Regions from separate parts of the Mus musculus genome. Here region 1 is linked to region 2. The links are chromatin contacts, found by Hi-C or POLR2A ChIA-PET in ENCODE. All regions are on one chromosome and are shown on one strand. Each heading gives the region's core, a stretch centred on a gene start or an enhancer-like site at or near the end of the contact. The rest is flanking DNA. Distances are from core to core; before and after follow the strand shown. Region 1 overlaps Atxn7l1 (ataxin 7-like 1). Region 2 overlaps Atxn7l1 (ataxin 7-like 1).

Region 1 (2,700 bases), core at 20-2,519, 49 kb after region 2:
AGTGGTAGCTTTACAGATTTCGAAGCTCCAAGAGAAAACAACAAGAAAATGCAAAACAGAGACTAAGGTCACAGGATTGGAACTGAGGCTAGCATCCGACTCTGTATTTGTAGCAGAGGACAGCCTTGCTAGGCATCAATGGGAGGGAAGGTCCTTGGTCCTATGAAGGCTCAATAGATGCCACATTGTAGGGGAATCTAGGGTGGGGAGGGGAGAGTGGGTGGGTGGGTGGAAGAACACCCTCATAGAAGCAGGAGGGGGGAATGAGATAGGGGGTTTCTAGGAGGTGGGGGGAAACCGGGTAAGGGAATAACACTTGAAATGTAAATAAATTGAAGAAAAAAAAAAGAAAGAACTGAGGCTAGAATTCCCATCGCACTGTCTCCAGGAACAAAATGCACACCAATAGCAAAACCAATGTGCTCACAACTGGCTTAGGGAAGTTTTCACATTCACAGTTTCTAATGCAGGACTTTCTAATGCAACAAAGTAACCCATTCTCTGGCTTATGCATCAGTCCTTCACCGGAAATCTGAGCTCTCCGTAGTAGCTATTGGAAAAACACTCCCTGCGAGTGAGACTGAAGGAAGCTCTTGGCCTGCATAGAGGTTGTGCTCTATCCCTTCATTTCCTAGCCTGAAGATTCCATCAGAACCAAAGTTACGGTCATTTTAGCAGGCACTCCAGGCCATTGGTTATGTTCTGCGTGCGAGTAAATTCTTTTGCCACGCTGATTAGCGAGGAAGGCGGGGAGATGAGAGAAAGATGCAAACTGAAATGCCAAGTGAGTGCTTTGTGCATGGGAACCTACTGAGGAGAAGGGGTTCGGAGAAAGTGTTTGGAGAGGCATCAGCAGCCCTGCCAGCAGAGAAAGCTGCTAGTTAGTATTCGGAAGCCCCAGCACAAACACAGATCCATCTCCATCTCCATCTCCATCTCCATCTCCATCTCCATCTCCATCTCCATCTCCTCCATCTCCACAACACTTATTCCCAGGCCTCAGATGAGTTTGCTAAGCAGGAAGTTAGGAGGAAGCAGTCCAGGGAGAGAATTGGTTATGACAGAGGGGACTCTGCCATTTGAGCCTCTGTGACCTTGCTGGAGCCTCCTGCCTCTGTTTGCCCATTTGTGGAATGGGCGCTGTGATTCTGCTCCACGGCTATTATTAGAAATGATAAATTTGAAGTTGCCTTGGCATGTAGCTTGTGCTAAAAATATGCCTTGCTGCCGCGCTCGCGGAGGCATCTTTAGATGAAATATATAATGAGGTTAGACGGGAAACATCGGTTGCTGGCTGCAGGAGCACGGGCAGAGACTGGCGGTGGGAAGGGAGGGTCCAGATGCTGGGCTGCGGAGAGCGAACAGAGCCTATCTATGGGGCTGTCTCTGGCTGCATGGTAGAGTGCTCAAACAAACACAAAATGACATTCTGCAGTCCAGCCTGAATGTAGGAATAGGAGCCTGGGGGTGAGTGCCTTTTTCACACTAAAGGCTCTGTATTGAAGCCCAGCATCCCGGGCTTCTAGAGGGTTGAGAGGAGTGTCAGGGGAGACGCAAGCCAGCCAGTGTTCCTCAGGGCGCCAGCTGCAGTGTCTGAAGGGCATTAGGTTACAGAGTCAGGCACAGGGTTGGGAAAGAGCTTGACTCTCCAGCTACAATGCTTGGGCTTGATTTAGCCTCTGATGTTCCTAAGTGAGTTCTGCCAGTCCTTCAGCCTTTCTGTGCCTCAGTTGTCTCATCTATAATATGGGACTAATATAGAACCTGACCCATAGAGGTATTCTGAAAGACAGAGTAAGTGCTTAGAAGAAGGGCTGGTTTGGGGACACATGAGCACAGTGAGGCCTTTGTATGGCCTGGTGGGTTAGCACTCGTGGTAGAGGTTGATACACAGGTAATGTGACTAATTGAAACACATCTCTAGAGGCTTAAGATATGCAAGGTTTTCTAGGCAGCCCCCACCGATTTTAGATTTTTTTTTTTGACTGTATATAAGTACAAGCATCATGTTATTTCTGACGGTGGGAAGGACACGGCTGCATCTGGAATGATAAGCAGCCTCCATGACCCACTGGTTGCCTAGAGAAGAGCGGTGTGAGAACTGTTTTGCTCAGATGGACCATACTGAAACTGCAATGGACTGTCTTCTTGTTTCAAGAATGTTAGAAGATTAGGGGTGCCTGTGTGCTCCAAAGCAGATTCCAGGGGCCAGTGTCCTGGAGATTTATTTCCTACTTATCTCTTGCAAGTCTGGTTTTCTCAGAGTCCCTGACTGCTACTGTATCTCTCAGAGCCCTGGAATCCTGCAAACCAGTTCCCTGTTGTCTTTCTCCGTGGAACTCTTGCTTCATTCCCTGGTCTTCCCCCTGTAGAGTGGAGGGTGGGCCCGCGCCCCCCCCCCCGCCCTCTGCTGCACACATTGTTAGGAAGTTAGCATGTCAGGCTCACAGAGCAAGAATCTTGCCATCCATTGGTGAAAGGAGACACCAGTCATTTGCTGGAGGGTGTTTGCCAAAATGTGGTCATACAATGGGAGGAAGTGTTGGCTCTTGGCACAAGATTTAGTCCCCCTGGGCATGCACCCAGCCTGAACAGCTCCTTTAAAACCAGAAGCAATTTGTCATCTTTTGATTCTCTTCCAGCACTGTCCCTGTCACAGGTAGATAAATGAGGTAGCATATGGGTGTCTAAATGCAGAAG
Region 2 (2,959 bases), core at 232-2,731:
CGAGCCATAAGGGGAAGAGGCTTTTGTCACTCTTTCTGAGCCTCTCTCCTGTTGACTTTCACTGTGAACTCACTGAGTGTCCTAGACCTCAACCAAGGAGTGGTTCTTGTTGGTGACATTTGTCCTCAGTGCGTCTCACCGAGCTCCCTCCGCCCCTCCCCACACTGTGGGTTTCCTAAAATTCTTGGCTTCTCTCTCGCCATTGCTTAGGAATCAAACATTCCAAAACATTGCAGCTGGAAGCAGGACAAGTCTCAACACATTCTTCCCGAGTGAGGCCCTGCTTGTATAGGAGAGGGTTTGAGAGCTGCAGTGATGAGGGGAAGTTCTCAGTGGCCAACTGCCCCTGAAGGCAGAGACCAGGCTCCCTCCACGTGGAGGGGTGGGCGTGGCTTCTCAGGAGTGCAACGCTGGGACTTTCTTGGTGATAGAGAGTTCATCATGTTTCTTATTTCTCTACCTCTGTTCCCAACTGAAAAATTTTTATATTAAAAATTCAAGACAGTGCTTTCATTTTTAAATTCCGTTTTATTTTTATCCGTTTTATAAAAACATAGATTAAAAGTCAAACAGCAGCAGTCTTTCTCAGGCCCAGCCCCACTTCCCAGAGGAACCTCTTTGAACTCTTTTGTTTTTGTTTTTTTTTTCCCCTCCAAATCACTGCCCTCACTCAGATGTCTTGAATGCAGTCTTATTGGTTTTTAAACGTTGCCTGCTGACTCCCTGTGAGAAGGACCTGCCCTTTTTAACACAAGCCCTCCTCACTCCTCTCCATTCTGATAGCCATGCCTTGTGGGGCAGACCCTGCCGTTGGGTTTCCACTATGAAGATGATTTAAACATTATCCACTATAGAGAGAACTGAGAGAGGTGGTGTCTCTTTGCCTGTACAATTGTTCAGCTGTTTTTTCCTGAGCTACACATTATCGTTAAAAGACTGGTTTTACTGCCTACACATGTCAAGTTCTTCCCCAGTGCCCCTGCAGACCTACTGGGTGCCTACTGCTGTCTTTACTCCCAGCTTCCAAGCCCTCCATCATCTGTCACTAAGATAGCCCCTCCTGTAGCTCCCATCCTCCTGCTCTGGCCTAGACTTGTTCATCTGGGATCCCCTTTTTGTGTGATCTGGCTTAGATCCTTCTTTTCTTGGATTGTAAGTCTTGGTTCCTTGTTATTGGTTGGTTGATTGATTTTGTTGTAGTATTGTTTGTTGTTGGTTTGTGCCTTGGGCTGGGGGTGGGGGACGTCTTCCAGTTGCTTCTTGGGAAAATGCATAGGAGGTAAATTTTCAGAGGCCACGTGGAGCTGAAAGTGTCTGGGGGTGGAGGTGGGTCACACAGAATTGTCACTTGAAAACTTCTAAAATTTAAAGGAAGAGCTGGAGATGATTCAGTGATTAAGCACAGTGTGATGACTGGCGTTTGAGTCCCCAGGAACCCATGGAAATGACAGCTGGGCATAGAGGCCTGCCTACAATTCAAGCTTTCAAAGGCAGAGACCAAAGGATCCTCAGCTAGCTAGCTAGCTAGCTAGGGAGATTAGCTGAATCTTCAAGATCTAGGATTGATTGAGAGACCCTGCCTCAGTGAATTATGAGGAGGTGTGATCCTAAAATCACCCATGGCTTCTACATGCACCCCCCCAAACATTCAGATATACACACAGACATGTACACCGCTTTTTGCATACGAAGTCGAAAATTAATTAAAATAAAATTTAGAAGTAGCACTTTACTTCCATTTTGAGTCCTTGATGCTGCTCTTCTTTCTGGAGATTTATAAAAATAACTGTCTTAGTAGACAACCTCAGCATAGACCATTCCAGGGGAAACCGCATGCCTCTTGTAAGCCCTCATCTGTGCATCTCATCTGTGCATCCCTTTCGTAAGCAGCTTCTGAGGTTGCTGTGGCTGCCGACTCTCAGCTGGCCCCACGTCTGCTGCTCCTTCCCTCATCACTCCATAACAGCGGGTTCTCCAGACGTTAGGAGGCAGCTTGGAGAAACACTCATATCTTGGTTTGGTTAAAAAAAACAAAACAAAACAAAAAACACGACTTTACGCCCCCTTCCCCAGCCCCAGGAAACAAAAGTTTGCTGGAGACAGAGGACAAAGAGAACATCCTGAGTGCCGCTCCTAGGGAGGACCGGCCCCACCCACAGCCCCCTACCCCTCTAACTGTCACCCTGTTCCTTATATTCCCTAGGAAAGGATCTTTTGTAACAGGCCTGCGAACTGATTGTTCCCGACTGGCAATTTCTCTGAAGCAGAGTAATAAATATGAAAACCCAGGAAGAGGTTGTTCAGAACATTTGCTTCTTATTTAAAGAATTTATTTTTACATCAAACTTTCTGTATCTTTTCTCAATGTCTAGCCACGAGAAGGTGAGACTAATTTAAATTAAAGTGTTATCTTTTAAACTATTCAAGGAAAGCCGGGTGCGGTGGTGCACATTTTTTAATCCCAGTCCCCGAGGCAGGCAGATCTCTCTGAATTCAAGGTCAGGTCAGTCTACATATGGAGTCCTTGTCTCAGAACCGAGTAAAGTACCTGTACATTAAATAAGTGACAGACTCTGCAGCTCTGCCTGTCCCTCTCCGCTCTCTCCTCCTGTCTTACCTTCTTTTACTATTATTGAAATATTTTTTCATGTATGTATTTTAAAAGATTTCTGAGCTTTGGAGTTAATCACAGAGGCGCAGAAAGCTAAGGTAAGAAACAGAGAGGAAAAAAATTAAAGCAAATAAACAATAATAACAACAAAACGGACCTCAAGGTCAAGCCAGAAGGAAGTAGCATGGAAAACCTAAACGCATATGTAAGTATAATCTGACTATATTCTAACGGATCTGGGTGTCCTGGCTTTCAAATTCTGTAGACCCTGAAGGAATAAACAAAGAACATTACTAGACTGTTTCTCCCAGTTCCAGCCCTTCCTTTTTCAGTGGACTGATTCATTTT

What was found. Hi-C counts contacts between places; a loop is a spot of excess contacts on that map. ChIA-PET counts read pairs that join two places held with the same protein, here RNA polymerase II (POLR2A).
Region 1: a map of heart shows a loop between it and region 2 (2.1-fold over the local background). The contact joins two enhancer-like sites. A Hi-C loop is called at or near these places in 4 of 37 maps with a recorded cell type or tissue (Patski, T-helper 2 cell, heart and 1 more). POLR2A ChIA-PET finds 5 or more read pairs at or near these places in 1 of 5 experiments (Patski).

What each region holds. Positions count from the first base shown.
Region 1 is chr12:33,243,103-33,245,802 of GRCm38, forward strand. The region is part of intron 3 of Atxn7l1 (ataxin 7-like 1); the gene reads left to right. Among named protein-coding and RNA genes, the nearest start is that of Gm38649, 14 kb to the right of the region's middle. Within about 2 kb of position 1,270, at least 1 of the 3 ENCODE cell types and tissues checked has a DNase peak (open chromatin) inside an H3K27ac peak, as active enhancers do.
Region 2 is chr12:33,193,481-33,196,439 of GRCm38, forward strand. All of the region lies in intron 2 of Atxn7l1 (ataxin 7-like 1), which reads left to right. Among named protein-coding and RNA genes, the nearest start is that of F730043M19Rik, 47 kb to the left of the region's middle. Within about 2 kb of position 1,482, at least 1 of the 3 ENCODE cell types and tissues checked has a DNase peak (open chromatin) inside an H3K27ac peak, as active enhancers do.